Regions from separate parts of the Mus musculus genome. Here region 2 is linked to region 1. Evidence: chromatin loops called from intact Hi-C (ENCODE). Cell type or tissue: gastrocnemius. All regions are shown on one strand.

Region 1 (2,500 bases):
TGACCTTTGAAACTGCTCAAAGTTGGAAGGAGGTGGTTCAGTCTAGTAAGTCCTTATCTCCCAGCCTAAGAAGCCAATTCCTTGTTCACTCCAAAGAAAGAAAACCTGGAAGAAAAAAAAATCAGGGGTGAGAATGGGCCTGTTTCTATGTGGGTCATTGAGAATTGGAGGCTCTGCTCACGTGACAGGCTGCCATGCTCTGCAAACTTTTTATGGAAGTTGGGATTGTTTCCCACCCGCCACGCTTACTAAATTGTACAGTGTAGTTGCTAAGCACAGCTCAGAACACAGAAGACAACTCTCCGCGGGCTCAGCGAGCTCAGGACCTACTTCTGGATCTCCATACAATAATGTCTAGTGGTCAACTGGTAGGCTTGAATATAACTCACTTTCCCAGTGGGCAGGGTCTGGCTCAAATAAGGAATGATTGTTGAGTTTTTGTCGACAAACTTCCTGCTTCCACATCTGTACTCTGCCAGTTGTTTGAATTTCTGTCCAGTCACAATAGCTACTGAGCAAGTTATGTCAGCATGGGTTAGAAAGGTTCCTTTATTTCAATGGAAATAGCAGGATAATGTCAGAAGTAGGGATGCATGTCTGAACACAGAGCAACAGGATTCACTTTCGTTTCACAGGCTTGGGGTAGGGAGGTCCCTCTACCTTTTAAAGTCCTCAGAGAAATCTGACATACATTTGGGGACTAGACCATTCTCTTCCCCAGGACTGTAAGGACATTGTGCTAGCACTGGAATAATGCAGTTTATAAAATAGCAAAAACAAAACCAACTAGCTGTATCAGAGAAGTCTTTTTTTTTTTTTTTTTTTGACCTAGAATTTATGGTAAGAATAACTAATTTTAAAGGCAGCGGGCAGGAGAGATGACTTAGCAGTAGGAAGAGCCTGCTGTTGAGTTGGTTCCTGGCACCCATGGCTATTGGGCAGCTGGGCTGGCTGGTTTTATGTCAACTTGCTATAGTCATTTTGGAAGAGGTAGCCTCAGTTAAGAAATGTTCCTACCTGCTTGGCCCATGGGCAAGCCTCCGTGACATTTTCTTGATTGACATGGATGTGTGAGGGCCAGTTCACTGGAGATGGTGCTCCCCTGATCTGTACTGGTCCTCCTGAATGCTTTAAGGAGGCAGCCGAGGAAGCCTCGAGGAGCGAGCCAGGATCATAGTATTCCCCCATGACTTCTCCACTTCCTGCTTTCCAGTTCTTGCCCTGACTTCCTTCAGTGACGGACTACAATATGGAAGTATAAGCTGAAACAAACTCCTTTCTTCCCAAGTTGATTTGGTTGTTGTGTTTTATCACAGCAGCAGATCCCTAAGAGCAGTGGCTCACAACTGCCTGTAATTTCAGCTTCGGGGGCTCCAATGCCCTCTTCTGGCCTTCTTGGGTAAGTGCACTAATAACAATAAAAACAAATCTGAAAGCAAAACCAAAAATAAACCCAACAACATCAGGTTCATGTTCCAGGTCACTGTACTATAAAAACAAACACAACAACAGAAACTAAAAGAAACCCCATTTCTTAATCCTTTATAGAACATTCTGCAAGATAGGGCTCTCATCAACTCAGTAAGCACAAGTATGCACTTGGACTGAAAGGCTTCTAGAAGTTACCGAAGCTGACCAAATATATTGCCCCCACCCAGGCTCCAGTGTGTAAGAAATAAGGACTGTGGAGAGAGACTCTCAGACCAGCTGAGCTGCCTGATCAAAAAGCAGCCCTTTAACCTGTTGACCCTCTGCAGGCTGTGCAGTGTGCTCCAGGGATCCAGTTTTCAATGGCTAACACCCACGACAGCGTGGCTTTTGGTGATGCAATTGTTGCTGTGTCATTTCTGCTTCTGTGAGCAACCCCTTGTCCATACTTCTACAAGTAACTCCAGCAAAGGTCTTTCACCCACTTGGATTTTGGTGGTATCCATGCTCTGCTTCTCTCATTGGTTCCTATTTGGGGTGAGTGGATTTTGTTCACATCTCTCTAGGAATCAGATCACATGACATCCTGAGATGGTGGAAGGAGAGGGCCAAGTCCTGATATATGGAAACTTTGATTTCCATACACACACTGTGGCCAGTTCCTTTCCTCCCTATCCCACACCATGGATAAATACAGTGCTAAAAATAAAAATTCTAGGCCACCTGTCTTAGTTAGGGTTTTACACCTGTGAACAGACAACATGACCAAGGCAACTCTTATAAGGACAACATTTAATTGGGGCAGTCCATGGCAGCTTCCAGGCAGGCATGGTGCAGGAGGAGCTGAGAGTTCTACATCTTCATCTGAGGGCCGCTAGTAAAAGACTGACTTCTAGGCACCTAGACCACCCATAAATGACACATTCCTTCCAACAAGGCCACACCTACTCCAACAAGGCCACACTTCCTACTAGTGCCACTCCCTGGGCCAAGCATATTCAAACCACCACACCATCCTAAATTACAAAGAGATACCTTGTCTAATTCCAGGTGGGTGGTAGAGTTAACAGTT
Region 2 (2,500 bases), 55 kb before region 1:
TAAACAAGCCGAAAGGACAGATGGTACAAATAATGAAACTGAAGTATAGAAAAAGATTGTTTACCAAGACATTTTATGTGAGTGTGGGTGTATGTGCATGTGTGCATTCTTCAGAGAGAGGGGGGGTGCTCATGAGTATTTGAGTACATATGTGATGTATGTACGTAGTATGTGTGCTTTGTACAAGTGTGTGACTGTGTGTGATTTATGCACATGTGTATATGATATGTAGACATGCGAGTGTGATGAATGCATATGAGCGTGTCTATGATGTATGCACATGAGTGTGTGGATACACGTGTGTGTGCAGTCCAGAGCAGGCTGTCCCCTCTAGTCCTCTACTGCTCCTACTGTCTGTCTTGCTACTTTGAGACAGGGTCTCCCAACGAACTTGGAGCTTATCATTTGTTCTCGGCTGACTGGCCAGGAAGCTCTTGGGGCCACACCTGTCTCTTTGCCAAAGCCAGAGGCACCAGCATTCAGTCATGCCTAAGCCATGTGTGGATGCATAAAATTCCAACCCAAGTCCTCATCCTGGCAAAGAAAGCACTCTTACCCACTGAGCTACCTTCCTGCTCCTGAGATATTTCACTTAGTAAAAGTTGTGTAGACATAGGGAGACAGACCTTCACATTGTTTTAGCAACAGGAAATGTGGGATAGGGGTACTTGAGTTCAAATGCAGGTGCTGCCACTCGCAGCCCTGAGGACTCCTGGTCACAATCCTCTAAACTTTCATAATCATTTTTATGAAAATGGAATATCCTCCTCAAAGCATTGATGGGAAGAATAAGTGCAATCTACATTTAAAATCTTAGTATCCAGCAGACTGCATAGGTGTTCTGTGCTAGTATTTTACAACTAAGCACCACCCAGAGTAACATAAGACTTCCAAAAGAGAAAAAAAATGATGGAGAAGTAGGATAATTAATCATAGCATGTTAGCATGTAGCTGCAACCACGTTTCAGGGTGTCAAGCTGATTAGTATGCATTTGGAAACTTACTCTCCTTCAGTCAACCAATCCCTACTAATCATGGTGATTGAAATTTGCACGTTTCAATAATTTCAATCTTCACAAAGTCAATCACAGCCATCATTTCTCATGATGTGCATAGGAACACATAAAATAGGCGGACATATCCAGACCCACTTAAAGACAGGGTTCCGCCAGGGATGAGCCTGAGCCTGCGCTCGTGGTATTTAGGGCACTGGGCCTGTCAGGATGACACTGAATTTTCAGTGCTTACACACACACACACACACACACACACACACACACACACACACACACACACACACACGTATGTGTGGGTGCTTTCCTAAAAGTGTGTTGTCTAAAAGTCAGCCTCAAAATACCACATGCTATAGTTGATCCATGGTGATGGATAATGCACTGAAATTAATGTGAAGATGGTCATTTAAAAAAAAGCAAAACCAAAAACAAATGCAAACGTTTGAAAGAATCATGTTCATATCACTCCAAAAACTGAGAACATCTGGTGCATCAGCTTCCAGAGTCCACGAGGGGGCGCCATTGTCCACCGTATCTGATCTAGCCCCCTAAATCTTGACTACTACTGCTTAAAAACTGTCTCAGAATGTAGTCAACCTTGGGGCTTTCCCCCTAGGTAATTCTGCTTTAAGGAGGGCATCTTCAAGATCTAAACGTTGTTAAACATGTTTGATCGGTGTAAGTCGTGTTGCTTTAGGAATCAGTTTTACTTACAATTCATTTAACAACTCATATTTTAAACGTTTTTAATGTGTGTGTGTATGTATGTATGTGTGAGGAGGGATGAATGTGTGATTATGTGTATATACATTCGTGTGGAGGCCAGAGATTGGTGTTGGACACATTCCTCTCTCCACCTTATTTATTTATTTATTTATTTATTTATTTATTTATTTATTTATTTATTTTGTGGACGCTGATTGGCTACGCTGGCTGGGCATGGAGCTAGGAACATCTATGTCATGTTTTGTTGTGTTTCCCTGTCCCTAAGCCCCAGTTCTTGGGTTATAAATGGGTTATAAATCCCACACATGGCCTTTATGTGGTGGCAAGGTTCGGAACCCTGGCACTCAGGCTTTGGGAGCAGACATTTTACCACTAAGACATCTCCCCAGCCCCTGCCTTTAAAAACTTTTAAAGAGATAAAATTGTGTATACTTATGGTGTACAACATAGTGTGTGTGTGTGTGTGTGTGTGTGTGTGTGTGTGTGTGATGGGTAAATACGCTTAGCTTAGTTTATAGACATTCTATTCTGTGTGGTAAGAACACTTAAACCATGTTCTCCAATCAATTTTCCAACATATAATAATTTCTTATTAACTCTAGTCCCCAAGTGGTACAACAGACCTGTTTAGTTGCTTTCAAAGGTGCCAGGGCAAAATACCTGATTAAGGCACCGGACGGGAGCCAGAGGATCCACTTTGGCTCCTTGCTGCAGGTATGTCTGAGCTGCAGCCTGTGGGCTGCATGCAGCCTGACAGCAAT

What was found. Hi-C counts contacts between places; a loop is a spot of excess contacts. Peaks named below come from ENCODE experiments on the same cell type or tissue, not always from the same donor. Only the 100,000 strongest peaks of a DNase experiment are listed, where the experiment ranks them.
Region 2: a loop joins it to region 1, with 8 times the contacts of the local background. A loop is called at or near these places in 29 of 42 quality-filtered maps.

The regions. Positions count from the first base shown.
Region 1 is chr17:44,075,121-44,077,620 of GRCm38, reverse strand. No RefSeq gene overlaps it. Among named protein-coding and RNA genes, the nearest start is that of Enpp5, 2.4 kb to the left of the region's middle. In gastrocnemius, a CTCF peak has its summit at 1,392 (motif pointing left); no DNase peak of the experiment used is centred here; H3K4me3 peaks cover 935 bases; H3K27ac peaks cover 1,138 bases.
Region 2 is chr17:44,129,669-44,132,168 of GRCm38, reverse strand. No RefSeq gene overlaps it. Among named protein-coding and RNA genes, the nearest start is that of Enpp4, 25 kb to the right of the region's middle. In gastrocnemius, a CTCF peak has its summit at 1,523 (motif pointing right); a DNase peak (open chromatin) is centred at 1,536.